Linked DNA regions of Mus musculus: region 1 is linked to region 2. A link is a loop called in an ENCODE intact Hi-C map of the cell type or tissue named here. Cell type or tissue: left cerebral cortex. All regions are shown on one strand. Links, peaks and the distances in the headings refer to the core of each region. The heading gives the core; the rest is flanking DNA. Region 1 overlaps 1700015I17Rik (a long non-coding RNA gene). Region 2 overlaps Mfhas1 (malignant fibrous histiocytoma amplified sequence 1).

Evidence for each region. Hi-C counts contacts between places; a loop is a spot of excess contacts. Peaks named below come from ENCODE experiments on the same cell type or tissue, not always from the same donor. Only the 100,000 strongest peaks of a DNase experiment are listed, where the experiment ranks them.
Region 1: a loop joins it to region 2, with 2.2 times the contacts of the local background. A loop is called at or near these places in 9 of 42 quality-filtered maps.

What each region holds. Positions count from the first base shown.
Region 1 is chr8:35,700,965-35,716,279 of GRCm38, reverse strand. 1700015I17Rik (a long non-coding RNA gene) reads left to right here. Exons shown (of 3, transcript XR_378890.3): 2 at 1,375-1,468; 3 at 7,183-8,289. Among named protein-coding and RNA genes, the nearest start is that of 1700015I17Rik, 11 kb to the left of the region's middle. In left cerebral cortex, for the core only: a CTCF peak has its summit at 8,254 (motif pointing right); DNase peaks (open chromatin) are centred at 7,327, 7,601, 8,218, 11,227 and 1 more place; H3K4me3 peaks cover 520 bases; H3K27ac peaks cover 310 bases.
Region 2 is chr8:35,644,301-35,659,615 of GRCm38, reverse strand. All of the region lies in intron 1 of Mfhas1 (malignant fibrous histiocytoma amplified sequence 1), which reads right to left. Among named protein-coding and RNA genes, the nearest start is that of Gm16793, 63 kb to the right of the region's middle. In left cerebral cortex, for the core only: a CTCF peak has its summit at 9,212 (motif pointing right); DNase peaks (open chromatin) are centred at 4,959 and 6,110; H3K27ac peaks cover 447 bases.

The DNA of each region.
Region 1 (15,315 bases), core at 3,966-11,965, 57 kb before region 2:
ACCATGGCTCCTGTGTAGTTTTCTGGCTGTCCTGTCATTGCCAAACCAGTAAGATTCCTAAGACATAAACGAAGTTTCCAGTCAAAACATTAGCTCTACTCCAGAATCTCTCAATCTTTACTCATCAGAGAGGTGACCCTCAAACTCTTTAAGTTCACATTGTCTTACACATAACATCAAAGCAGTTTCATCTCGCTAAGAAACTAGAAAAGACACAGTTTGTTGTGTCTTTGTAAATATCAACACTTAGAACTGCCGAGGGTTACTAATTTACAGTGGTTCATCTTCAGAGTGGTACAAATGTGACATGCCTTACTGTTAATGTTGATGCTTTCCCAGGTTGTCTATAAATGGGAAGACACTTGTGTGACGGCTAATCTTGGTTGTCAAAGCGGCACACCCAAGAAGAGAGACGCTTAACTGAAAAGTTTCCTCCATTGGATTGCCCAAATGGGATATCTATGGGGTAGTTTCTTGACTGCTAGCATAAGAGAGTCCAGTCTACTATGAGCATCATTCGTTCCTAGAAAGGTGGGCCGGAGCTATATAAGAAAGGTGTCTTAAAGGGAGCCCGGGATCAAGACAGCAGGCGGCATTCTTCCATGGTCTCTTCTTCAGTTCTTGCTATTAAGTCATATGAACCCTCTCCTTCCCAGATTGCTTTTAAACCAGATGTTTTATCACAACAGCAGAAAAGCAAACCAGGACAGCTTGTGGTGCAGGGCAGAGTTGAGCCGTAGCCCCCACAAGCCACTGGACTTGAGGCAAAGAGAGGAAATCTGCCAAGATTCAACTGTGTGCTAATGTGTCGCTGAGCCTAGAGTTTGCAGGTGTATTTCCAAATTATGCCATTTCTGTTTGTTGTATTCATGATAGTTGTATCTGGACATAACACCATTGTATGTCAGGGAGCATGCATACCTACATACACATATACAAACATGTATGTAAATATTGTATGAAGATGTCATTTAATCTACCAAATCTACTTATGGAGCATATCTTGTCTAGGCACTGCATGGTACCACTGGTGTCTTAAAATGCAGAAAGAGTGGGGTCCAACTTGGGTATGAGCTCTGAGCAGGTGGGTGGGAAGAGGGCAGAGCAGGTCAGAGAGGAGAGCCCTCAGTTAAACAGAGTTAGCAAGGGCTGCACAGTCCTCAGCAGCACAGCCTCTGAGCCAGCCCCTCTGAATGAGCACCCTGGTGACAGAATGAGCTGGGAGGAGCAATGTGACCTGGGGGGACAGGTGGAAGCCCCTTACCCCACTTCTGAGCCCAGCCTACCACCCCAGGCTTTACATGTTCAAAGCAGAAAAGGCATTCAAATGGTATGCACGCAATGCTCACCTACACCTTTCTGTCTCAAACACAGCAGCTGCTCCCCCACATGCCACCAAAATGACATCTGCCTGAAGAAGATGGAGAGTAGCCCCAGGCCTTTCGTGACCTCTTCTTGAGCTGTGTTGGTGAGTGGTGCTCTAAACACCGTAACTGAAAATCTGCTTTTTTTTTTATAAGAATTTGTTTTGATTTTATGTATGTAAATGCTGCATCACAAATGTACCAATTGCCCAGGAAGGTCAGAAAAGGGCATTGAAGAACCTGGGGCTAGAATACTAGCCGGTTGTGAGCTACTATGTTGTTGCTGGTGACTAACAAAACTGAGTCCTTTGTAAGAGCAACAAGTGCTTAAATGCCCTGAGCCATTTCTCTAACCACAGGAATCTATTTAAATATTTAATAGAATGTAAATATTATAAACATTTAATAATTACCATAATTTATTTTAAAGAAACAACCATAAGCTTTTTTTCCCCTTGTAAGACAGTGCCTGAGTTAGAGTTTTACTGCTGTGAACAGACACCATGACCAAGGCAACTTTTATAAGGACAGCATTTAATTAGGGCTGGCTTATAGGTTCAAAGTTTCAGTCCAGTATCATCAAGTCAGAAACATGGCAGCACCCAGGCAAGCATGGTGCAAGAGGAGCTGAGAGTTCTACATCTTTATCTGAAGGCTGCTAGCAGAATACTGGTTTCCAGGCAGCTAGGATGAGGGTCTTAAAGCCCACACCCACAGTGTCACACCTACTCCAACAAGGCCACAACTACTTCGACAGGGCCACACCTTCTCATAGTTCCACTCCCTGGGCAGAGCACATACAAACCACCACAGACAGCTTGTTAGAAGACAGGTCCTCAGCTGCCTCTGTCCCCAGAAGTCAGACCCTGCAGCTTCTCTCTCCCTAGGCAGAGTTCTTTCTCTCCCCCATTGTATTGAGAGCAAACACAAAACAATTCTGAATAAAAATTATGACTTGACTACATTGTCAGTGTTCCTGCTGCCTTAACTCCTGACTAAAGAACAGTGCAGGCTAATTGGATGCTAGTTGGATGCTGGTTCATATGGTTGGCGCTCATTCCCTCCTCTCAAACCTATGCAAGTCAGACACCCACTTTATTCTCTGGGCCCAAAGGGGGATGAACGTTCAGAGGCTCCCTTTTCTTCAAGATCCATGGTTATCCAGGGTTTTGAGAATCTCTCCTAATGAAGCTTACATTAATTTTGTGTGTGTCCTTTTAAACCAACCAGCAGTAATTTCTAACATATTCCACTCTATTCTCCTCTTTATGTCATTTCTACCAAAATGTTATCCTTTAATACGACATTCTTCTTTAAACTTCACAGTTTCCCCCCCCCTCAGGTATATTTTATATTTCTTGGCCACAAAAATCTATGCATATGAATAGAGATTTTCATGTTTTAATCTCCTAAGATTACAAGACCCTTAATGTTGAATGTTTTTGTATTAGTGGCATATAGTTTTAGTGAAAGCAGCTTACACATGACAGATGAATGATACTGAAAGTGTAGCATCCGACAGAATGGGAACACGATGCTAAGTTCATGCATTTATGATTAAAATGAGAATAAAGTATATTTCCACAGTCCTTCCCTTTGTTTCCCTTGTTAAAGACATAAGTTCATTTATATAAATGAGATAATGCCTACGTCTTTCAATTTGTTTGGAGGAGTAAACCAAACCCTGGGTTGCCATAAACTAAATATAGACCCTGTATTCATGAACTTTGATGGGATCATTCCTGTTACAAGGCTAGACCACCAGCTGCCTAAATCAGGACAGTAGGTCCTCCTGGGTAGATTTAGGCCATAGCTGTTTGCTTTTTCTTTCTTTGCCAGGCTTGGAAACCAGGGGTTCACACAAGCTGGGCAAGCCCTTGGTCACACCGAGTGACATCCCAAGCCCAGAGCTCAGAGCCTTCTCAAACAGGGTCTGAGGACCTAAGCTCTTCTGTTCCAGCCTTCTGCCACGTTCAAGGCACCCGCTCCTCACTAGACATTAGCCTACAAGTACCTTAACCTTAGACTTCCCAGCTCCATGCCTGCGAGCAATCAGTTTCCGTTACTTACAACTCTTCCAGCCTGATGTAGTTTGTCATAGCAGCAAAGACGGACTAAGGTAATTGATTATTAAAAGTTATTTTCTGAGACTGGTGAGTTGGCTCAGTGGTTAAGTGAACTTGTGAAGGACCCCAGTTCAATTCCCACCACTTACATGACTGTTCATAGCTGGCTACAATCCAGTTTCAAGGGATCCAATGTTCTCTTCTGGCCCCTGTGGGTACCAGGCACATATGTGATATGCACACATACATGCAGGCAAAACACACATACACTTGAAATAAAATACATTCTTCTTATACACTCGAAATCTCCTAAAGTAGCTACATTAAAAAAGATGATCTAAATTTATTTGCAAAACAATGGTGACGGGGGGGGGGGGGCAGAGTCCCAATTGGACATCTCTTGTCACTAAATAAGGTTTCCAGTACCAAATTTGGGTTACCTCTAATTGAGTTGTTGGCTAAAGAGGCCCCACAGGAATCCCCCAAAAAACAGGCCATTGCCAAGACTATATATAGGCTGTTCTCCACAAACTGGCAGCAAAGCCCCATTGCTGAAGACAACACCTACACAGCTCATTCAATATCCCTACATAGAGCCTTCACCCATATGCTCTAGTCTTTGAAACAGGAACGTATCAAAAGAAACACTATCAAAAGAGAAACGTAAGCACCAAACCAGCCACAAACCCTTTATCTGTACCAGTGTAGCAGCTGGACAACAACAGTAAGTATTGACTTTCCATATTGGCCAGAAGGTTTTAAGAGTCTAAGACAACGGATGAGCTAAGGTAGAGAGGGATAAAAGGTGGGGCAAAGGTGAGGGGGAGAAGAGCAGACCCCTCCAGTGAGGGGGAGGGAGGTAGAAGCAGGACACTAGGAAGTCAAGGCTCAATCAATGCGGTCCTTGAAAAACAGGTGACAAGCATCCCTTGTGAACTCTCTGCTTGAGCTAACTACCCATTTATAGCTATCCCCAGGCCTGTTGGCTGTTCCCAAGAGGACAGGTTGATGAGGAAGCACTCTTGACAATGTTCAGCAAGATGTTGAAGGCAGTAGACAACAGTTTATCTTTCCAAGCCAATGCCTCCTGAATCATGTGCACTTAGTAGGACACAGTTGCTTATTCTACATTAATATGCAGGGTTTTAGAGCCAGTCCCATACCAACTGACCTAAAATCAATATGGAGAAAAAGTCCTAGGAAACTGTTCTTATAACAAGATATAATATATATATATATATTCAGCTGGGCGGTGGTGGCGCACGCCTTTAATCCCAGCACTTGGGAGGCAGAGGCAGGCAGATTTCTGAGTTCAAGGCCAGCCTGGTCTACAGAGTGAGTTCCAGAACAGCCAGAGCTACACAGAGAAACCCTGTCTTGAAACAAACAAACAAACAAACCCAAAATAATATATATTCATTTATAATGTATATATTATGAATATATATCATATATCATATCCTATATGTATTTACAATATAAGAATATTAAGGGGCTGGAGAGATGGCTCAGTGGTTAAGAGCACTCACTGACTGCTCTTCCAAAGGTCCTGAGTTCAAATCCCAGCAACCACATGGTGGCTCACAACCACCTGTAATGAGATCAGATGGCTTCTTCTGGTGTGTCTGGAGACAGCTACAGTGTACTTAGATATAATAAATTAATAAATCTTTAAAACAGAAAAAAGAAAAGAAAGAAAATTAAGTACTTAATATATACAATATTAAGTATCAACAAGCCAAAGTTGACACTTAATATTGTTGTCTAGCTGCTACACCATTACAGATGTGTGAGTGTGTGTGTGTGTGTGTGTGTGTGTGTGTGTGTGTGTGTTTATAAAAGAAATAAGTGCTCTTCTTGGAAATCGTGGTTCTATTTCTAGTTCAAATGGGATGCATCTTTCCAAGGGAAGCCCATGTAGTTGTGTCTTCCGGCCACAGCCATTATCACTGTTTTGATTTTATGCTCCAAGATCCTGAAAGCAGTACTATACCAAAGAGAGACATGGCATAATTATGTAACTTTATTAAAATGCCATAGTGCGTATTGATAAGACTTTCACTGTCATAAACCTGGAGAAGTAATTTAGTTCAGAAAGCAATACTCTGAAACACTGAATTTCTTTGTAGGTCCGCCCTGAGACTCCATTACACAGCGTTATTAAAAACTACTCAAATTGAGCTGATCCTGGCTTTCCATCATGTTCCGTCTGCCAGAAATGTAATAGAATTGCTAATTGAATCACAGCTATTATGTTAGACCTTGAAATTAAAAGAGGTAGATTTCCATTTTTATTAATCCTGAGTTTTAACTTCCTGTTAAAATGTCATTGTTTACATCTTTATAATAAACTATATTTAAATATAAATGTTAGCAGGATTTTTTATAACTTAAGCCGACCGGCTGTCATTTCCTTTTCTATATTTTATTGCATTTATTTATTTTTTGTTATAATAATATAGATTAATTGTATGAAACTATTAGAGTGCTTGATAAAGTCTAAGGGATAATAAATAAACAACTCCACCATCTGGGAAAAGCTATAATTAGTAATTTATATTTATTGTCTTCATTTCTATGCTCATAGAGGTTTTCTTTTTAATAAAGCCAGAATGGTACTCTATGAATCATGGCACCTTTGTTTTTAATTTAACATAATTACAGCTATAAAAGCAGTTAGCTACGTCTTTAAACATTCTTGGCAGGCACAATATTTTATTCATTCTTTCAGGTATAAGCAAAGTGTATTGGTTTCTAGTTCATTTCCTACCGTACAGTACTGTAGTGCATGTACTATATACAAACTTTATGCTTACTTGGGGTTGTCCTCTCAAGCATGTCCATGGGTAGATGTTATGGGTCAATGAGAAGAACATACAAGCCTTTGGTGACAGTTTACTGAATTACTTTAGAGATCTATTCTTTGTTAGCTTCTTGGCCTTCTCACTGAGATCAAATGTAGAACTGGTCTCTGGATCATTTTTAGTTCTCTAACCTCCCAAATGATATGAGTGAAACTCACCATCTATCTTTCAACAGATCTTGTTTCCCTTTTACTTCTGACCTCATTAAACATAGGTCATGTCTCACATGGCCGTCATTAGAACCTGCCACAGATCCTATTCTGGGCTCTCAAGCTACCATTCCCCTTCCTTTCCCTATACTTCCTCCCCCTCCTCCTCCTCCCCTCCTCCTCCTCCCCCTCCTCCTCCTCCTTGCATTCCTTCTCCTCCTTGCATTCCTCCTCCTCTTGGTCCTCCTCATCCTCCACTTCTTCCACCTCTTCCTCCTTCTCTACTTCCTCCTCCCCCTTTTCCTCCTCCTCTTTCTTCTTGCCCCCTTGCTCTTCTCTACTAGGTTTTTGGGGCTAACTTTTTCTTCTAATGGTTTTATTTCCTTACCATGGGTTACTTTTTTCTCCCTTTTAATGAAACCACACGCATAGATCTTATGAAACACAGCTTTGCAGAACTGGCTTCCATAGTTGTATCTCATATTTAAAATGTCCATGTCCTCATCACTATTGTGTTAGAAACCCAATGTTTTGGCATTTGTAACAGAAAGCCACCCAAGTTTGGCACAGATGCCCCACAAAGCTGGATAGGCAACTTCATGTGGGCCTGGCCCTGTCCGAACTTTGCATACAGGGCTGTTCTTTTATTTCTCAATAGATGGAGTCATGCTTCCTGTCATGATAATGGCACCTAAGATCTGCCTACCATGCTGGTTTCTGCTGTCATTTCTCTTTACAGCTGCTTCAGGACCCTCCAGCCACACTCACTCCAGGTTCTGCGACTCTGTGATTCTATTCTGGAATCTCCACAGCTTTCCTATCCTTTCCTTCTGACCAAATTCTACATTCACTTTGAGGTCAGCCGGTGCGCATCACAAACCCTTGCCAACTCTTCTGCTTAGAGCAAGTCACTCTCATCAGCAGCACCCGCAGCACCCTGCCTCAGCAGATGCTTCCAAATGTGTCCCCTTCTGAGCCAGAGAGCTCAGTCGATAAGGCCTCAGAAGAGTTCCTGACACTCTGAGGGAACCACACCAAGCCTTTCAAGTGTTCTCCTGGGCTTCATCTTCTGTCTACATCACCCAGCCAAGATACCAGCCTGCCACTGAGCTCAGCAGATGTCCGTGGTATGAATGGATTCCGAGCAGACGGCACAAAAATGAAGAAGATGGGAGAATGGTTGGGAGCCACCCTCTAATAGAGGATTACATTTAAATACATTAAAGATGGGAGCTGTCGTATGGGTTAGCATAGCAACAATGACCTTATCATTTCCAAGCCGACAGTACAGATGGATGTTCTCATTGTCTTAAAAATAGGTCCACGATGATACCGCAGGATTGATGGATGGAAGTGCATGATTGACAATTGAAACTGGGATTGTGGCTATATTCAACCCAGGAAACTGGGGAATCTTGGGAAGGAATATTTAAAATCCAGACTCCCAAGTGCCTGTAAACCAATTAAACAATAGCAAGATGAGCTTTGCTAGGATAAGGGAGACCCTGGGTGACATTTCCAAGCCAAGCCTGGGCATAGCTGTTTTTCCACCCTGAGCAGCTGAGGTGCTTGCTCACGGTAGGGGGGGCAAAGAAAAAAACCGCTCATGTGTCACTCAACTGCCCTCTGGCCCCACGTGTGGGAATTTCTTTTAAAGATCTTAGTATGGGGGGACGATAGAATGAAAAGAGTCCGATTATCTACGGCAAGCCTAATTATAGCTTCAAGGGCGAGTACGCCAGGAAGGGTCACGTGACACGTTCCATCCGCGAGCACTGGAGAGCAGCTGCGAACAGGAGCAGTTTCCAATGACAGCCACCAGGTGGCAGAACAGAACGCAAACCTCTCTGCCTTAGAGGTCAGCCCTCATTTGCCCTTAGGTGAGCAGTTTTGTGACCTTAGAAGACTCAGTAGTGACTCCACTGAGACTGTGATTCAAGGCCTCCGTTTCACCCGTGACTTAATTTACATTCAAAACAAACAAACTTCCAGTAGAATGAACTACCTTTGAAGGATGGGACCTTGAGAGCTAATTGTTTAATTTCCAGAAATGTAACCTTTTAATTAGAATTAGAGTATACCAATTACACTTCCATAACGCATAATTAGTCAACTTACATTTAAATTAAGAAAATTGTCATCCTCTGTCCTAGTCTGTCATCAATGGGAGGAGAGGCCCTTGGTCCTGTGAAGGCTCTATGCCCCAGTATAGGGGAATGCCTGGACCAGGAAGTGGGAGTGGGTAGGTTGGGGAGTAGGGGGTGGGGGAAGGGGATAGGGGATTTTCGGAGGGGAAACTAGGAAAGGGGATAACATTTGAAGTGTAAATAAAAGAAATATCTAATTAAAAAAAAAGAAAAAATTGTTCTCTATCTTTTACTTTGTTACTTCCTGTGGTCTTGAGTCTGTGCTGTTTGTGGGGCTTGTGTGAGAAAAATACTGCGCAATGAGGTGCTAGCGCATGTCTCTTCTCAGGTTGGGAACTTGAATTTGGCCATGGGAAGCAATGCAACCTTGTGCTACAAATGTTCTCCTTTGTGGCTGGCTCTTAACCATTCTCTGACCACTAATGCATGAGCTATGAGGGAGATGACCAGATAAGCTTCAGTGGGGGACAGACAAGAGTAATAAGCCTTTAAATTTGTTTCAATAATAATTCAGACACAGCAAAACACATCAATAGAGAGCCAGACTGTAGTGAACATTCAGAATTTGGGTCTGTGTCCTGCTGTTCATGAGTCACACACTTCCGGCCACTGGTTCCTCATGCCCATTCCTCCTTCTGCCGAAAGGATATATTGGAACCTAATTTATATAGTTACTTCAAAGACTAAGAGAATTCATGCCCTGAAGTTGCGCCTTGACTGGCTGTATCTGCCAGCTAATTTTTTTGCTGGATTGGTTTTGTTTTGATCTTACAAGATAGGGTTTCTCTGTGAAGCCCTGGTTACCCTGGAACTCACTCTGTAGACCAGGCCGGCCTCAGAGATCTGCCTGTTTCTGCCTCCCAAGTGCTGGGATTAAAGGTGTACACTGCCATGCCCATCCAGCAAGCCAGCTCTTCTTACTACTAAAGAAGGTGGATAACATTAAAGCCACAAGATGCACATGGCGGAGATGAATGTGAGTCAATCTGAAGACTGTACATCAATTTACAATCTTATTCGATTTTTACATTTAATTTTGTATTATGATTTACCTTCATTTTCTGGGGATAAATAAAGATAAAACAGTATCGGATTCATTGTTTGGTACTGACAGAATAATAGATTTTACTATCACACCTTGCTTTTTCAATATCTGGAGAGTGTATTTAGAATTCTCAGGGTTTAGAGGCTTCTATCCTAGTTCCTAAAATGTTTGGTAAATATCAGACATTCTGTCAGGCTCTGTCCAAATGTACACAATTAACACGGTGACAATTCTTAAGGTCCCTGAGGCATGGGGGTTGTTCAGAAAATGGGTTCCTGTAACCTCACAGTCTTGACTTGTCAAACGAGGGCTCAGAGATATGTCTCAGCATAGAATAGGCCAGCCTTCAAAAAGAAATTCAAGAAATGGCCCCTCACAGAAGCAGGAAGAAAGAAAGGAAAAGGGCAGAGAGTCTCTCGTGGGACTCGTCAAACAAGGTCAAACAGAAAGTGCCTTTGAGTCACAAAAAGCCTGTCAAATTAGGTGTGGGTTATGATTGATGCAAAATTCAAAATGCCTGCTGAAAAGCAAGTTCTAGAAAACCTGGGGAAAGTTAGGCTGGGATTGTGGCTCTGTGGTTAGGGCACGGCAAACATGAACGCTGCATTTGCACCCTAGAGCCATATAAACCAGATGTGGCGGTATGACCTGCGATCTCAGATCTCAAGAAGATCAGAAGTTCAAGGATGTTCTAGTGCATTACAGGCCAGCCTGGGTTATACAAGAAACTGGTGAGAGACAGGATCCTGTGTTAAGTAATATTCTGTCTTGAGACCAAAAGAAATATCAGCCTGCCTCTAATCTCATTTCTGAATGGCAGTAGGCATTAGAAAGCTTAGAGATAACTTTGCCGGCAATGGCCAACCCACCTCACCACCCCACCGTTCAAGCTCAGAATGAAGTAATCTCACTCCAACTGCCACGCAGAGCTGACTCATTGGTCCCAATGGCCCCATGAGGCCAGTGCCACATGGCTGGTTTCTTTTATCTCTACCCAACACTGACTGCACAAGTGCCCTTCTAGTGTAGTTACACACACATGCAGGCTCCGTGTTCCGGAAGAATGAGACAGGGTCACAAGTTCAGGTCAACTTGGGCCTCCTTTTCCAACTCTGTCTCTTTCTCACAAACAGACAAACAAAAGGCAAATAAATAAAATAAGTTGAAGCACAAACTGCATGCACACACATATATGCACTGCACAAGCACAGACACATATGTATGTGCACGTGTGCACACATTATGTGCTTGTGTATGCACATGTATGCATACACGGGTGTGCATGTGCAGACACACAAACACGTATACACACACACACACAAACACACCCCTGCTCATGTGCAAACCAAACTAAAAGGAAAAGAGTGGTTTCCCAGAGCACTCAAGCACGAACAGAGGTGTTCCATCGATCTGTAATAAACATTACGTGTTTTAAATCTAGTGCCATCTTATTGTACACACACAAATCCACACTCTGGCCCTGGAGTTCTCAGGGCTTCTATACCAGACTGCATACCCAGCCATTTTTAGAATTCCTCCTGTCACATGGTACACTCAGCACTTGGGGACAAGCATGTGACATTCCAAGTCACTTGAGGCTACAGCTGTCTTACAGTCACTATCTCATTGGGAACTATTTTGGCTCCCACGCAGCTGCTGGTGGAGCCCGGCAGGGTATATCTGTGCATGCAGTAGGATGACAGAAGAGTCAGGGACAGTGAGTGACACAGGCAGATCTAGAGCCACAGCCCCTGGGGGAGCTTGGGTAATGTAAGCGAATGGACATTAGAAAGCTAAATCCATGTTTATGGCTGAGGAGGTGTAAATCATAAGAGCATAAGGAGGATTAATTTTAAGTGGAGTTTTTGAGTTGCATACAGCCCACAGTTCAGATGTAAACACTATGAACATCTTTGCCAACATGCAATCACTTCTTTGTGTGTCTTTTTTTTTTTTGCCTTTCTTATCACTATTGCCACCATTTATTTTGAAAGGATTTCAAAGAGACAGAAAAGTTGCAAAATTGTTTTGAAAATAAATAATAACGCTACTTGCCCAGAGCTTCTAAATATCAGCATTGTGTTTCATTTATATTGCCCTTGCTCCCCCGACCCCTCTCTCACACACACACACAAATGCACATATAGACACACACATCATCATCATTATCATCATCCGACCCGGTTGCCTATAAATTGAATACTTGATCCTTCCTTTCTGAAAACCAGACCCCGCTTAACCACAGCTACATTCAATTTTCCAAAATCAGAAACTTAAAGTTAATGCTATGCTAGCATTCGACCCACAGGACATAGCTAATGTAATCAATTGCCTCCCTGTCACACACATGACATACCTAACTATACATATGCTCACCTATCCACACACACACACTCTGGTCCCGCCAGATAGTTGCCTAGGACATTTCATTCTGGGCTTGACAGTTTAAAGACTTCAGATCAAACACTTGGTGTCAGAGTTGCGTGTTTTCAGCTTCCCTCCTGACTGGATTCCTGTTACTCTCCCTGTGTGAGAAATAACACAGGGGTGATGTCATGCTTTTCCTTACGGCCTCCTGTTGAAGGACATGAGCTGCATCTGGTGGTGTAAATTTAATCTTTTAAGGTGGTATCTGGACATCTGTTCTCCTGCACTAACTGCTTCTTCACCCTTGGCAGTTAAACACTACAGCGGATGAACTAGATACAATGTTTCTTTCCTCTTCAAAGGGTTTCACCTGCTCTTGCCACCCCCAGGCCGGCTTGGCTGGTTATGATAATGGCTTTCTAATCCCACCATTCCTCAGCTACTAGCTGGCAAACGACTGTTCTCTTCAACAATGTTTCCTTCTGTGTTTCTATCAATATTGCCGCTCGTGGATTCTAAGGTCATGTCTCCAGAGTTGGTCAAGGGCAGCAGCTTTAACCTGTCTTTCTTTGTGCGCCATCCACCTAGTTGGCTAGACAGCGGTTCTCAACCTGTGGGTCATGGCCCCTTTGGCACACTCCTATCTCCAAAAATATTAACATTACAATTTATAATCGCAACAAAATTATAGTTATGAAGTAGTAACAAAAATGGCCTTATGGTTGGGGAATAGGGCGGTCACCACAACGTAAAGCTGTAAAGGGTCACAGCATTAGGAAGGCTGAGAACCGCTGAACTAGCCTCTTTTATCTAGTTAGAGTTTTCTAGGGAGCATCCTGTCTCGTCTTCCTTAGAACTAGACTGCAGGTGTGCGCCGCTGTCCTGCCGCACGTGACTTTTCTCTATTTTCTCTGAGAACTGTTTTATTCTTACGCTCATGCGCAAGCGCTTCCTGAACTGAACCATCTCCCCAGCCCCAGGATGCGCGCCTTGCATCGTTCCTGGTAACGTGCTCCAAACCTGAACCCAGTTCTCCCAGAGTCCCAGCAACCTTCGATGGAAAGTGATGTACTTGAGATAAAGAGAGTCTGGAGCGATGGTGAAACTGCTCTGCCAGAGGACTCATCCACTTGGCGACTCAGACACCCTCTTCTGGCCTGTGTAGGTACCAGGCACGTACATGGAACACATACACACAGGAAGAACAGGATTCCTAACCACTGAGTCGTCTCTTCAGCACCTGTATAACTTTTTTAAAAGTTAAGATTATATTCAGAGATGAGGCTTATTGGTAGAGTGTCCCAATGCCCAAAGTTCAATTCCTACCTCCTCAAAACAAATGAGCAATAACATAAAATAAAATAAAATTATAAATTACATAAATTATAAATTAAATAAATAATTTAAAATAAAATTTAAGTTAATGATACATATTAAATTTTTGTGTAATAATTCTTGAAAATATTGTTTATAAATACTGTATTTTCTTTGTGTGAACATAAGTTCCGCTTCTACTTTTTAATAAGTAAATAGCACTTTAATAAAATACCCTCATAGGTCTCTCAACAAAAACTGGTGTTTTTATATATAGGTACTCAGAAAAAGACAGTCAATAAGTTGAGACCAATTAACCTGTGAATGGGCAAATAGATTCTGGTACACGTGGAATGTAATATTATTCAGCAATAAAAAGAAATCATTTCGCTATCTACCAGATAAATCACTATTCTTGAAAATCATGATCACTGTGTTTGAGTAAAAAATAAAATAAATATTTTATTAAATAAAACAGGAGAAACTTACAGTTTTACCTGTGTGAAATTAAACCAAAATTTATTCTCTATATGGTTTTTCTTTTATCAGCTACATATGCTATTTTTATAATCATATTATTTTATCACCCACATTTGTTGAAGAGGAAATTATGAGAACATGACATACAGACCCTCACCATCATGGACTTATTTAAATATTAGGGGTACATAAAACCCCTAACAATAAGTAAAACAAGCTTAGCCAGCTATCATGTAGCCTCGTGGTAGAATATCCATCTACCATAAGCTTGGTCCCAGGTTTGATGCCCCAGAACCACCAAAACAAAATAAAACTACACAGATGTAAAAATTAAATTGCAGAGTGAATGCGAGTACTGCCACACAATGATCTGTTCTGTGTGTTTTCAGGCAATGTCTGTTCTTTTATCCCACAATAACAGAAGGGAAAGTCTACAGATGCAGACCACAAAATTCAGGCAGTTTCTGTCCGGCTACATCCAGCTGGACTCACTCCTGGGAATTCTTCCATCACTTCAGAGGCCCTCATATAAAACCATCTCATCCCATAAATTCATAAATAAACAAAAATAATAAAAATAAAAATCCTCTCAAAAGTGCCTTACTATTTTAAGAAACAGACACTCTATAACTTAACTCCTTGGTCCTGGAATGAACCACTGATAACATAATGCGCTTTAAACAGTGTCACTAATGGGCACTATGGCTTGGCAAAGGTCAGTAGATTGCTGCAGGCATGAGTCCTCGTCAGCCCTCTCCTCCCATGCTCCAAGCACTTGAAGAGTCTCTGTAGGAGCAAGCTATGCCGATATTTTTAGTGAAGCCTCCTTTCTTAAAAGCCTTGCATTCCAGAGGTCTGACTTAACTGTGCTTAGGTCATATTCTATGACTCTAACGGTATTAAAACGGCCCTGAGTCCACTAACATTTGGATAGGGAATGTCTCCAAAGTCCCATGTGTTATTTCCCGAGTGATGCTCTTGGGGCAAGGAGCTGGAACTTTGAAGAGGTGGTACCTACTGGAAGATTTTTCTGGTGACTCATGAAGGCTCTTGGAGGAGATGACAGGACCGAGACCCATCTTGGCTTTCACGGAAGTGAAAATGTGGCTTTCCGGCCACATGCTGAATGGCGTTGTTCCAACTAATGCTATTGCCGTGGGATACACCTCACGCCCAAAGCAGAGCCTAATGGTCACAGTCTGAAAGCTCCAAACTGTGATCCAAAACAAACCTGTGCTCTCCTGGACACCTAGTAGACCTGGTTTTGTTACCAAAGCATGATGTTAACTAACCCGGGATCTCTCTTCCTTTGAGCCCCTTACCTACTGATGGAGTGGGGGACTTGACCATTTTAGCCCTCCTTTGAAGCCTGGAGAATTTGGGGAAGAGGAAGGAGAAAACAGAATGGGGGAAATTCTATTCCAGGAAACATTGCTGTTCCTGGATTTAAAAAGAGGTGGTGTGTTGGCCCTGAGCTACTACTAACTAAGCATCTAAGACTGAAAGGACAGGTTTAAAG
Region 2 (15,315 bases), core at 4,240-12,239:
TCCTCTGAGAAAGTGTGCACAGGTGGTCATCAGGGAGGACACAGATGTCAGGGGCCTCCTGAATGAAGCTGGCTGTCTGCTGAGACTACTATGCAGCCTCCTGTGGGCCTCAACCCTGTGAAGAATTGCTTCATTACTTGGGCTCAAGATTTGTGCCAGGAGAATGACAGGTGACTGCTAACAACTGCTTTTCCCTCAGTCGAAGAACAGAACACCAAGTCCTGCTAGGACATTTCAAAACATCAACAGCAGATCATTGAAATGAGCCTCTTTCTTCTCTCCTCTCTCATCAGATCTCTCCACTATTGGGCATATTATGCAGAACACTAAACATTTATCATAGCAACAACGTAAGACATTGTGTTGAAAGTCAAAATATTTGTTCAGTACAAACAACTGGATCTAGATTGAAGATGCCAGTTATAAACACCATGCAAAACAACAAAGCTGTCTAGAACTTAAGTAAAATTTACACAGATACCTGGGGAAAAAACAACCGTGTGGGCCATAAGGGAAAAGAGATTTAGTGAGTGAATGAAAGACTCAGTTAAGGTGTAGTCATAAGGGGGCTGGAGAGATGGCTCAGTGGTTAAGAGCACTGACTGCTCTCCAGAGGTCCTGAGTTCAATTCCCAGCAACCACATGGTGGCTCACAACCATCTGTAATGGGATCCGATACCCTCTTCTGGTATGTCTGAAGACAGGTACAATGTACTCACATACTAAAATAAATAAATCTTTTTTTTTTAAAGTGTAGTCATGAGATAGACTTACAGAGTCCTGATAAGTAGAGATGAATATTATCTACCTGCAGGATTTAATAGCTGAGGAGAACACGAGAGAACATTAAAGGCTGAAGAAATATTCGGGGTGGGGGTGGGGGGAAGAAACATGGCACCGGGGGGTGATGCTCCAAGAGGCTGGGGTTCTGGCCTCAAGAGACAGTGTGTGCTCTTGGACTTTGGCTGCTGCATTTAAGTGATCAACTAGCAGGCTGGAACTGTGCTCAGGTGCTCACCAAATCTCACATAAGCTATGTTTGTGGTGTGGGAACAAGTTGAGAATTGTTACCCATTAAAGGCAAAAATACTCCTCACAGGCGCCTAGGTTTGAACATGTGGTCCCCAGTAGGTGGCACTATTTTGACAGGCTGTGGGATGTAGCCTATTTTTGAGAAGTAGGGCAGACTTGGGCCATTAGGGGCCAGCCTCTGGGGGTTTCAGTCTAGCCCTGTTTGGAGCCAAGTTCTCCCTCTCCCTCTAGCCCCTTCCCCTCCCCCTCCCCACCTCTCTCTTTCCTGTCTGCTGCTGCAAAGTGACTTGCTGTATTATCCTCATTCTGTATTGATCAGGAGGTGATCTTGCCATCACGCCATCCCCACCTTGATGGGTATACCCTGTCTAAACTGTAAGACCCGTGCTTGCTTCTGGCAAGTCTTATGTCACAATGACATAAAAGTAATCCATACAAAGAGTGAGCATGCTGCGGAACCATAGGGAATCTCAATGGGGTAGTAAACTGGGTCCTTGGGAAGTTGCTCCAAACTCTAGACAGCTGCCATGGGCTTACTGGGAAATTGGCTAGGGCACATACAGAATCAACAGAGATCTGCTGACCCTTCATTAAGTCATCTAAGCCACCCATTCTTTTAAGGAGTTCTGAGACTCAGAGCAGTTCCTAAACCTTCAAGGGGTTATATTGTTCCTGGTCATAGGGTTTAGCTCAGATGGCTGCTTTTGAAATTACTCAAGTAAGACACTTAATGGCAGACACTTACTCAAGTAAGACAGGGCCACTTAATAGCTGGACACATTCCACAATGTGAATTTGAAAGGCAACTGCAAATGTTTACAGTATCAAAAACGGTGAGCTTCTAACTAGCTGTGGGAGCACTTGAGTTTGAGGCCAGCCTGGTCTACACAGTGAAATGGCTATCTCAAGATAAATAAATACAGGAAATAAAAGAAAAAAAAACAAAAACCAGCCAAGCAACAACAACAAAACAAAATCATTACCCTCTTCTAAACCAGTGACTTTATTTCTTCATGGATCCTTGGACTCTAGTCAACATACAAGGGTGAAGAAATTGTTCACTTCTTTTCTCTTTTTTAGTTCACATCTACTTTGACTCTGAATAGTTCTATCTCCAGTGAGTGTTTATGCTCTGGTCATCAGGACCATCATCAACTGCTTCAAAGCATGTTCCAAAGTGCTGACAGGTGACAGCTGCAGGTAGAAGGAGAAAGCTCAGAACCATGGCCTCCTGGGTGAATCACAAAGCATCCCTACCTGTATTGGCTGGTTTTGTGTGTCAACTTGACACAGGCTGGGGTTATCACAGAGAAAGGAGCTTCATTTGAGGAAATGCCTCCATGAGATACAACTGTAAGGCATTTTCTCAATTAGTGCTCAAGGGGGAAAGGCTCCTTGTGGGTGGGACCATCTCTGGGCTGGTGGTCTTGGGTTCTATAAGAGAGCAGGCTGAGCAAGCCAGGGGAAGCAAGCCAGTAAGGAACATCCCTCCATGGCCTCTGCATCAGCTCCTGCTTCCTGACCTGCTTGAGTTCCAGTCCTGACTTTCTTTGGTGATGAAGAGCAATGTGAAAGTGTAAGCTGAATAAACCCTTTCCTCCCCAACTTGCTTCTTGGTCATGATGTTTTGTGCATGAATACAAACCCTGACTAAGACACCACCCTTTGGTCCCACTGAGCAATGCCTTGGGTACAAGTGGCTGCTACTGTTTGCTTGTCCTTCTGTAGCAGGTATCCCATCCGGGCAAACGAGGTCAGCTTGCTTGACTCTTGCTCACTTATTACACAAGGTTCTCTTCCTCCCTCAGAGACAAGAAGAAAGGGACACTAATTATCTCGTGGACACTAATCAAAGAAGAGCTCCATTTGGTCGCTGGAGTCCCTAGAGGTAATTACCCACGGCTCTTCTAGATTAACAGGAGTGTCTTCAGAAAGGCTCAAGCCAACTTTTATCTGTGGGCTAAGTGTGAAAGAACCCTTAACAATAGGAAAATGCCACTAGGAGAGCACAGAGAAGAGCTGGTGGGAGGTAGGATGGGGAATCTGTAGGCTGGGATAGACTAGGCTAAAGGAATGCTCCATTTGTGTGTGAAAGAATACATCTCCCCTCATGCACAGGACACATGTGCCCAACTCCATGTTTCTGAGTGAACGTGGAACAGTGGTGCTAATTTTGTGGTCAGATGGGTTTGCCATTAACTGTGTCACGGTCTAGATGACATATTCTGAGTCACTATCTGATGTCAGCACATCACAAACCAAGGCCCCTCCCTATAAATACTTTGATAGATAGATAGATAGATAGATAGATAGATAGATAGATAGATAGATAGATGATGGATAGATAATAGATGATAGATGATGAATAGATGATAGATAGATAGATAGATAGATAGATAGATAGATAGATAGATAGATAGATAGATGATGGATAGATAATAGATGATAGATGATGAATAGATGATAGATAGATAGATAGATAGATAGATAGATAGATAGATAGATAGATAGATAGAGCATTGTACCCTTGGATCACAGAGTCATTCCTAAAACATGTGGCAAAAACTTCACCCAGGAGAACTAAGGGGGAAAGGTACTAACAGTTTCTTTCCAAACTGGACCTGGGGCTAGCCTCTCTCCTCACATCAAACTTACCCCTTTTTATAATGCCCCTTCCCTGGGTTTGCTTCCAAGCCTCAGTGTTTCCCTGTGCTTGGTGATATGAACTTCCCTTTCCTTCACACACAACAAAGGTTCAAGTGTGAGCATCCCAGAATTCCTAGCGATGAGACCCAGGTGGAGACTTCAGGACGACTCCACTTTGAAGTGCAAGGCTCTAACACATACAAAATAATAGTGCTGGGGCCAGAATAAACATCTGGGGCCAGCAGATGGACAGGGCTCATCCTGAGCTTACGAATCAATCGGAGAAAGAAGGGGCTCAAGGGAAGTTGTTGGAAGCAGAGTCACCCATGATGAAGGGCTCTGGATTGGGTTCAAAAGTAGGAAACAGCAGGAAAGTGCCAACCAACACTTTCAACTAGCTATCCCCTACCTCTTCTCCTGTCCCAGACTAGTCCAGATATGATATGGCTTGGCAAGGAACCAAGGCCCTCTTTAGATCCCACAAGAGAATCTAAATTCTGTAGAGTCCAAAAGTAAGTCACCTTATATCCTAGAGAAAGCAGAGCCAGGGGAAACAGGAAAAGAAATCTTTAAACAACCAATAGCAAATATGAGTGACAAATTCACTCTGTCCAAAGAAGAGGAAGGACTGGTCTAATAGTAACAACAACAACAACAACAACACTCCCCACAAGTTCATGCAAATAAACCAACATGGCAACTGACATCAGAGGACTCCTAAGGCTTCTCCAACATTGCTCTCCCCTGTGTGCAGAGAGCTGCTCCTTCCTATAGGCAGCACACCATCCACAGCAGCAAGTGTGCATACCCAGGGGCAATGTCCCAGGACCAAGAGCTTTGCTCTTCCATGCCCCTATTGTGTCTTTCAAACATACAGAGGGCATACCCTGTTCTCCTCTTTGGCCCTTGAAAGTCCCAGACGCCCTCTGACCCTAGTTCATCCATCTAGGGGGCAAAGGAGTAGAGGGCCCTTGCCTCTTCCCGCCATTCATACAGTCCCATGCACCTTCCCTCTGAGCGTGTGCCTGCCACTTGGCTCATTTTCAGGGCTAAGGGTTTATATAAATACAAATCCACCCAAGAAAGGAAAACTATTTCTCTTTTTCCTGCTCTGGCTAAAGTTCCAGCGCACTTGGCGGAGGATTAGACAGGCAGTGCAGATCAAAGTGTGCTGAGAGGCTGGGTAGGGGGGGAAAGAGCAGAGTCTTCCACCCACCCCTCAGTCTTCCAGTCTCACACTCCAGCAAGATCATAAAAAATGCTCGCTCTGCAGGGGCTGACACACTTTCAAAGGTGACTCTTCATTTACATAGCCTGTCACCTACTTCTGGGAAAAGGATCCAGGCTCCAAGAGAGACTTTGATACATGCATTCCTGCGCAGAAGAGTTTGGACTCAGAGATCCACTCTCCCGTGTTAGCTGTCAGCAGAAAGGAAGTTTTATGGCCTGCAATCTGAACAGCTGGCCTGTGGGTCTTATCAGCGTCATTCTGGTTTTGCAATAGGAAGAAGGAACTGAGAACTCTCAGGATGGTCAGAGACATGCATTCTCTTCTTGTCTCCTAACAAGGAATCAGAGGGACTTCTTAACGTTACCCCGTCCTTCCCCAGAAGAGAGGAAGATGAAAATTGGAGCTGGGGTGGGGGACTCTTAAGGGTTTGGAAGACATAGAAAAACCACATAGACACGGAGCTTCAAGGCCAAAAGGAACCTTCACCCAGATCCACTTCACTATTTTGCACAGGAATGCCATCCACGTGTGTAAACAGATCGAGAAGGGACATATCCCGACTCTCCTAAGACTCCTTAGCTTTGACAGCTGATGGCTGCAACTGTGAACAAGAGTGAGTTCTCTTTCTAGTTGGTTCTCTATGTAGCCAAGGCTGGCCCTGGAACTGAGATCCTCCTCAGTATTGGAGTTGTAGGTGTGTATCACCATGCATGGGTCTTCATTTCTCGGGCATAAATCAAGCAGCAAATGGGCTGTAGGCATCCACACTGAACCCCGAAGCCATACATATAAAGGTAAATGACAGTCATGAAAGCACTCGGGTCTGGAAAGCAGGATAGAGGCCACCAAAGGGGACTGACTTCATTAAAGATGAGAAGTAACCTGTTGGCTGGGATTCCAATCAGATCAGAGCTCTCTGCTCTATGCCAATGTACCCTCCCCCGGCTGAAGAGGGGTAGGTAGCCTGCTCAAGCTTTTTAATGAGGGTACTCATTCCAACCACGAGGGCAGAACCATTTCTGAATAACTCTGCCTTTCAGTATCACAGCAGAATGTCTTAGATCCAAACCTAGAGACTCGAGGGGACACCAATAGTCAGAACATAGCAGGCACTGTGTTCAAGAACATCAAATGCTTGACAGATTGCAGGAGGAACGCATGGTGTCTGCTCTTTCCCAGAAGTTCTACACTGCGGAACTGGGGCATCTCCTAGACCACATTTTCGGAAAGGCAGGAACGCTACACAAGTACATATCTTCCCCCTCCCCCCGAGATTCTCTGCTAGCCTCTATTTATGGCTATTTCATTTAGGACTCACTGTGATGGTTATAAAAAAAAAATGCCCTGCTGAGCCAAACCCAAGTAGAGCGGTACAGTCACATAAGTGGTTTAATAACAATATAGTATCTAATAACGGAGAGTTACCACCACTTATCAATGGCTATTAAATGCTGTAGGTCCAAAGAGCTAAGGATAATTGATGGTTGTAAGTTCTAGTCGGGGAGGGAAGCAGTGATATAGACACGTATCTAATGACTAGCTAAGGGTAAATGTAGAAGAGGTACTATTTAAGGTAAACAGCTCACCTACCTTAAGTCAACTCAGGGAAGCCTGACTTTTTCTTCCTCTGTTCTCTCTATGACACTTAGCCTTTCACGAGGTTAGAGGTACTGTAACTTAAACGTGAGCCATATTCTACCAACCTTCCAGGAGAATGGGCAGGTGGTTTGAAGTGAGGACACTGTCTCCGTTCATATCAAAGCACACAAGGAGTTAGCGTGAGACTAACAAAATTAGCTCAAACGGGCACTATTTTTTCTCTCTGCCTGCTCTAAAAATTATACCATTTTTGAGAAATTGAACTGAAAAATGAATAACTGCCATAATGGTCTCTATTATCTAGGGGGGAGAATCTTTCCCTGGCTTTTATGGAAGCAAGGATAATAATAAAATAAAAAGCACTTTGTCTCTTGAGCTGAAAAATTGTACCAAATTACACCTTAGCACTTGAAGGAGAGCCTGTCTGTCTTAGAGGTGGTCAATCTAATGAAGCTATCCAAAATGACAATGTGCAGACTGTCACCATCTGATGCTTGCTTTTTCAAACAGTGAGTGACTGTGTTCTCCTCAGCATGTCTGTCTCTGAGGCCTCTAACAATGTGACCTAAGTGGGGCATCTGTGACCTGGTATCATGGGTTGCAGCTCAGCAAATCTTGGTGGCCTCAGTGCCCACAAGCTCTGCTCCTGTCCACACATGGGAGGGAGAGTGTGCCTGTCCTGTTTCCCCTCACTGAAGCTCTAGCCTGTCTTGTATTCTGCTAGGGACTGAGGTTTTGAAGGAATTATGACCATCAATGTCTTTCAGAGCACTGTGGGCTTTTTGGACCAGCCTGGAAGTTGAACCAGGGCCAAGTTTGTTTTAGGGCTGCATCTTCTGTTTTAGAGTCAGTGGACCAAGAATGCAGCCCCTGTATGGTTAAAGGTATTCCATATGAACCCACATCAAGTCGTTTCTGAATACTGCATGAACCTATTAAAAGTGTAAGACACTACGTCACAGAGTCACGTGACAACTTTAGGTAAAACTTGATTTTTATACTACTTCATTGTTTAATGAATCCTCAGATATTTTCATAATAGCAAGTTTGCAGAAATTTCTAATTGGGGTAAGGTATGTGTGTATGTGCATGTTGTGTCTATCTGTCCATCTGTCTGTCTGTCTGTTGAGAAGATGGCTTATAACCCTACCCACTGTGGAACTCAGGAAAGTTACTGGGTCCTCTAGACCTTGGTTTTCCCAACTGCAAACTGTGAGCAGAAAGTGCCTAACATATATCTCATAGCAATGCTAAAGGAATTTAAACGATGACATTAGCACCGACCTAATCCTAGACCCAGCACAGAGCAGCAGTGTGATAAAGCCTTCCTTAGATTTTAGTTCAACTAAAATGTAGAAAATCCAACTATTTGCAAAAGTAATTTCTGGAAAGATAGTAGTCCTTGCAAGTACTTCAATGTTCCTGCTTGCTTCTCTAAAATCTATATTCCATTCTGCCTCCAAAGTAGCATGTGTACAATGGAGGCTTCACTCTGCCATAGGTTTCCTATAGGCAGGACTTTGACAATTCTACGTCAGGATATATATATATATTGTGGGGGTATATCCATACAGGTTGCGGGTGCAGTCCGGAGGATTCACTGCAGGGCTGAGTTCTGAGCAAACAACTGAGAAGAGGTGGGTGACTAGATCCAATGCAGAACTCTAGTTAGATGAAACCACTTCTCACCGTGTGGTGACATCACGCAGCCAGCGAGGAAGGACTGGTGAGTTCTCTACCCAGCAAAGCAGTGAACAAAACAGTGTTTATAATATGTTACCATTTAATTCTCAATCTCTTTCTCTCTCTCTCTCTCTCTGTCTCTCTGTCTCTCTCTCTCTCTCTGTGTGTGTGTGTGTGTGTGTGTGTATGAGAGAGAGAGAGAGCACACACACGCATGCATGAACACACGCATGAGCCCCTGTGTACCTTGTAACCAGAGACAAGCCATTGTGACTGCTCCAGGACAGGAAATTCATGGCAAGGAGAAATGATGGTGTTCATTTCCTCATCAGACCTTTTGTACCATTTACAGTCTGTACTACTAAAAATAAAGCTCAAAATAACCGCACTGGGTGTGACAGCGCACGCCTTTGATACCAGCACTCAAGCCAGAGCCAGACAGGCAGATTTCTGTGAGTTCAAGGCCACCCTGATCCTCAAATCGACCAACAACTGCATGAATTTAATTGTTTTCTGTGTCTTCCCTAGAACAGCTATATGGTTGGAATTGATGGGTCGGTTCTCCCTCCCCCACCCCACCCCACCCCACTGGCTCTCATTTTGAATGTTTGTTATCTAGCAAGTGGCTGACAGGGAGCTTAGGGAACCTGTAGGAAGTGAGCTTAGCCACAGAAGTAGGTCATCAAGGGTGAGCTTTTGAAATTTATCCCTCGCCCTGGTTCCTGCCTTGCTATTTGCTTCCTGGTCAACTGTGAGACACATAGCTTTCTCTCCTGTTCTACCATCATAAACTGCACCGTTCCACTATGGCCTCTCCAGAATAATCGGCTGAAATCCCCTGAGACCGGAGCTAGCATACACCTTTCCCTCTTTAGCCTGTTTCTGTCAGGGATTATGGTCATGAACATGTGAAAGTAACTAATATAAACAACTTGACTTACATTTTATTTATTTTTATTTCATGTATATGGGTATCTGAGTACATGAGTATCTGTGTACCCCGTTCCTGGTCATGGTCTACAGAGGCCAGAAGAGGGTACTAGATCCCCAGGAACTGGAGTTACAGAGAGTTATAAGCCACCATGTAGATGCTGGGAATTGAACCCAGTACCCCGGGAATAGCTGACAGTGCTCTTAACTGCTGAGCCTTCTCTCCAGCCCCACTGCTTAGCTTCTAAATATTTTATCATAAAGGTCTATTCATGTGTGCGGGTTTTAATACATAAGTTAATATACACACATTGTTTTTGAAGGATGTATTCAATTCTCCTTTCCTCCCTCTTTGTAAATCGGCCTGGTGTGTGCCTTTCCTATCCACACAATGGTATATCATTAATTTTCTCTCTTCCTCATATACGCCTACTGTAAGCATAACTGCAATCTCTATTTCTTTATCTGACACACTGCTGTTAATGAACTGTACTCATTATTCAGGGCCTCTATCACCTAATCTCAATGTATTCCTCCAGCCATTCACACAAACAATTGTACATACATGAGGTTGTACTGTCCCCCACGCCTATGGTACCCCTCCCCCAACTTCCTGAGCAACAGCCTCCCATCTTCATGGAGCCAAATCCTCACATTCTCAGGACAACCCCTATGGTTCTCTCCTGGCCCTCCTTCTTGGGTCCTGTGTACAGGCAGGTATGATGCTAAGGTCCTGCTCCCTAATTGGTTCTTGATCTGTCAGTAAAGAAAGCCATGGGCCCATTGTTGGGTAGAGGTACAGGCGGGATTTCTGGGTCCCTAGAGAAAAGAGGGAGATGCAAGAGAGGTGAAGAGAGTTTGCCATGCTTTGGAGAGAGAAGAACTGAGCAGCCATGTAAGATCTTGGGAGGAGCAGGAGACCACACAGGCTGCTCCATCTGTAGATGGGTGGTCAGGGAAGTTTAGCAGGGACTAGATTTAACTGAGTGATTAAAGTTAGGGCAGGTAGGAGGAGCAGAGCTAAGAGAATTGATAAGGGCACACTTTTCTAGGCAGGAGATCGTAGAACTCAGCAATTGTGCCAAGAAGGCAAGTTGAAAACCAACAACTGTGTGTGTCTTTTATCCATGGATTCAAGGGAAGCTAGGTGGGGGCTGATAGCATAGCCCAATCCGGAAGCTTAGACAGAGTACAAAAGCTACATGCAACAGTCCTGCCCCTTCTCTTAGGATAGGACTGCATCAGTGGCTCCTGTGGTCAAGCTCTAAATGGTGGCTCTGGCCTAGCATGGACTATGATTCCAGGCAGAAACTACAGTACTGTTTGCATCATGGAATCAAACGACCCAAAATAAGACTCGGGAGGACTTTACCAATCCAAACCATACATATGATTAAAACAAAGCAGCGCCAGTAGTAGAGAAAAGCTTGCAAGCATGTAGATGCTTCTAGTTCCATTGTCCTTCCCTTCCCTCCTGCCTCTCAAAGCTGGCACACAGGACAGTCAGTGAGTCCGAACAGTGACAGGGACACACTCTCCACCTGCTGGGGTCTGCAGGCCTGGCAGCCACTCCCTGCCCATCCCTTGGGTGTGCAGAAGCAGATGCCAGATGGAGACAGAGTGACCGCAGGGTGGGGGTGGGGGGATTAGTGGCTTCTGCGGACGCTTACAGATGCCTCTAAGGCTGTCTGGCAGCAGATCCAAGCATCTTAATAAGGAGGGGCGGGGGAAATGGAAGGGCACTCACAGGAAACCTATTTCCACCCTGCATTTGTTGGTTCTTAAGATTTCAACAGGGCAGATCTGCAGAATGCAAGCACTATCTAGACAAGAAGGCTGGTGTAGAAATGGTCGCCTCCCAAACAGACTTGTGGTCTTCAGGGCAGTGTGAAACCCCTTTGGATGCCTGAGGTTGGGAGAATACAGATCAGTCACCACTGATCAATTATGCTAGAGCCCCACATTTTTTTAAAATAAAGAGTGTAGCTTTTTAAAATCTCATTAGACAGTATCAATGGTTTAAAACTTCTTTAGGTGTGTCTCCAGGATCTTAAACTATAGTAGAGAAGCCCTCCTCTGCACCCACACTGGAGAAACCCATTGGTGAGTAGGAGACAGGTCCCCAATCCAGACTCCTTAGAATCACCTAGGTGTCAAAGACAATCATTTCTCACAGCACTACCCCACTTGACTTTCCGCAGTTCCAGTTTCTCTCCCTTTTTTTTTTTTTTTGCAATCCAAAAATGTCAAATGGGAAATTCTCCAAATGAGCAGCTGCTAAGTTTTATACCACGTATTGAGTATCACGAGAGACCCTCTCACTATCTAATCTGTCCTTCCAGGGGCAGAAATTACCCCCCTCATCAGGGCATCCCCATGGTATGTGTTACCTGACCGTTCATAATGTTAGCATCGATCCCTGTCATCGTATTGACAGGTCATGGCGCTTGTGTTCAAGGAACCTGCGTTGACCCTAACAGGGGCCCCAAGGCACAAGAACGTTGATGCAAAGCAGGCACGGAATCACAGAGGGAACTGATAAACTCCAGACTCGCACAGCCACACTACAACGCATAGAGGAAGGGGGGGGATCGTATCTGGGGAGCCCTGCATCATCATCATCAGAGGGCACTATAGATCTTGGAAGGACTGCTGAACTAGGACAAGCACACTACAGAGAAGGGTAACTGCTGGACTAGGATCTGATGAGCTTCAGATAACCCTTGCATCAACAGGACAGTGCAGTCACATCAGCCAAAGGTGAGTCCGTGCTCTACGACATTCTGCCAGTGGGTCCCTGACAATGAGTTTGATAGCTCTGACCTGAGATTCTCTACTTCAAAGCTCATGGGGTTGTTGCAAGGACTGGATGGGATCAACACAGACAAGTGTTAGCAGGAGATCCCAGTGACACTGGGTCTGCTGCAGAACTACAGCAGGCAACTGTGGCAGCAAAAAGCAGGATGGTGGGGAAAAGCTGGTGCAGGGTAGTCACGCTGCTCCCCGGGGAGTAAGACACTGAAGTGACCATCAGGATTAATCTGGGAGATAGGGGAAGGGCAACTAGAGTGAAGACTCAGGAGGAGGTGCTCAGGTACTGTATGGCTGCAGGGAGCTGCTTCTGGAGCAGGAAAGAGAGCTTGTTCTCAGGGAATGACAGAGATGATACCACAATGCGGCCATGCCTAAGGCAAGAGCCTGAGGCACAATGGGGGCAGAGGCCAGGACAAGCCTAGCAACTTAGATGGAGACTGGGTCATCTGTGAGCAGGGGACAGAGATGGACATGGAGAAGGGTCAGTAGAACGGGGGCAGAGGGATGAGATGAGTCAAGGACAGAAGGACCAAAATGAGTCAGGGAGCCAAAGTAAGTCAGGGGACTAAGATAGGGACAAGGTGCTGGGATGGCATTGGGAGACTGAGATAATGACACATTGGATTCAGAGGGTCACAGTGGACTGAAGTGGATCAAGATGGAGATAGAGGACTATGATCGGAACCACAAGATGGGAACAACTGAGTGGCTAAGATGAAGCCAGAGAGTTTGATGGGGATGGGCTTGCAGATGGAGTCAGGGGCCTGAGACAGAGAAAGGGAGACTGACAAGTAAATGAGGATGTGCCCACGACCAAAGAGCAGTGAAGACAGATGCTGGATCTGGGACCAAGCACGTAAGGGAGAGGAGTCCGGGAAGAAGTGTGGAGACACGGGCCAGCCCCCAGTGACAGCTGGGCTTTGCTTCCTCCTCACCAGAACCCTGGTTTCCCACCTCAGATTAGTGTACACTCTCTGACAGACCTCCATAGTTAAATGCAACTTTCACAGAAGGGTACCTTTCTTGATAGCTGTTATTATTTGCAAGTTATTGTGTGGTTCTAATAAATTATGACAAGAAAATTCTTGAGCTCTTGACTTTATGCTGAACATGGTTTGTTTGTTTGTTTGTTTGCTTGCTTGCTTGTTTTTCTAACTTGAGAATCCTGTTGTGGAAGCCTAGGAGGAAAGGGCAGAAGCTGTGCTCTGGAGCTGGTTTTCTAACTCCTCTCTGGCAAACTATGCATCCTGGGGCCTCAGTTGTCAGCTCTAAAAGGAAGAGACTGAACTGGTTTATTTCAAGAGTCATTTAGCTTTAAATAGTCAGTGGTGGCTTAAAATACCATGCAGGGAGATTTGCTACCTAATTTTCTGGGTGGCTCAAGTTCAAATCTGTGCACATTCAGTGTGAAGTAGAGCAACCTCCAACTGGAGCACGCACACACACACACACACACACATCCTTGGCTCTCCTGAGCCACTGATCTGCCACTTCCTTAAGTCTCCATCAGCATCCTTTGCCACTCAGCATCCCAAGAAGGCCAACCTGTGACACTTCAGCAGACCCACAGTGGCTGTGGCCAGGTGAGAAAGAAAAAGAAGAGAAAAAAAAAAAGGAAAAAAATCAGAACACCAGAGATTTTTATCACCTTCCTACAGGAGCTCAACCTCGTGGTGCTCACTGTCGGAGCTGAGTGCTCACACAGAAAGAAGGCAAGCCTCCTCCTCCTCCATCACAGCAAAATACCCCCAGAGGGGAGCAACAGTGGTAAGCCACACCCATCCCCACCAAGAAAAGGTGAAATTTAAGTTTTCATATTAATAAAAGCACTGTCTGTCTGTCTATCTGTTTTTCATTTGTAGCCCAAGCTCGGCAATCTTCTTGCCTTAACCTAGTGAGTGTTGGGAATATAGGTATGAGTTTTTCTATGTGAGCACTGTTCCTTCCCCATTGAGCCAAGTGGGGCCCTCTCAGAGCTCACCACTCCATACTTTTGAGCCAGACCTAAATATTTACATCAGTGCTGCTCTGGTCTGACTCCTGGCCAGGCAGGATGCCCCCTCCTTGCTCCAGCCCCACTTCCTGGGGAAGTAAACAGTAGGCAGGCTAAAGAGGAAGGCTACCTCCTGGAGGAAGCTGACTGTTCAAATTCCACACTCTGTTCATCTTCAGCTACCCTTGCTGGGCATGCAGTCCTGGCTGGCTTCCATCGGTGCACAGGATGCCCCTGAAAAGCCTTCATTAGCCCCAGAGAAGATACCAGTCTCCTTTAATTTAAAATGTGGTTGGCTGTGGCAGGGTCCTCTGGGCTTGCCTGGGGCCCAGCTCAAAGCAGATTGCTGGAATGAGGGTTTGAAGGGCTATAGCATCTTGTAACACACACACACACACACACACACACACACACACACACACACACACACACACACACACACGCTGTACACCTCCATACATAAGCACCTTTCTACACCATTGGGATACAAGTGGAATCCCATCTACTTGGGAAGCTAAGGTGGAAGAATTGAAAGTTTGAGGCCAGCCTGAGCTACACAGTGAGTCCAAGTAGAGCACTTAAGTAGCATGTGTAAAACTTTGGGTTCAAGGGAAGGACAGTAGGTAGGAGACAGAAGATGCTTCCTGGCTCTATGTTATGAGGTGACTCTGGGTGACAGGGACTATGGCTCAGTGGCTGAGGACTTGCCTAACACACTCAAATCCCCAGGTCAGTTCCAGGGTAACTCATACAATGGAGGATCTTGCTCTTATATCTCACTCACTGCAGAGATATGGACCATCTCTAAAAGACAAAGCATCTCTGGTCAGGACAGATTTAACAGTGAGAGCCAGGCAAAGACTCATGGGTACTCAGGAGGGTACCCATGCATTCTGAAGCTAGGTGAAGCTGGTGGGTCAGAGCACAGGGAGATAGGCGAGAGGAACCAGGCACTCAGCATCCAGGCCCTGAAGAAAGGCTGTGCTGGCCTCCCACTGACAGAGCTTGCTTGCTTTCCTGCTCCTAGACCACAGTCAGTATTACGTAGGCTAGACTCCCTGTGAATGTTAGGGAGAGGGACAGAGGAGGCAGGCTGGGTTAATGCTGCCCTGGAGAGCCAGTAAAACTGGGTTAGAGATGCTCTGTGAGCATCCCACTGAGCATCCCATGCTAGGGCATGCCCCATCCTCATGCCTACCCCATCTTCCCAAACAATGCACCACAAAGCAGAAAAGATCATGAAGAACCACTCTCCCTAAAGCAGGGAAGGCTACCAGCCTGAGTTCCAGTGCCTGGCTGTTGTGAAAGTCTGCAGGCTGCAGGGCTTATTGGACGTTTAGTATCTCACTGGGATGAATGCTTTGGCAGGGCTGGATTCCCTAAACCT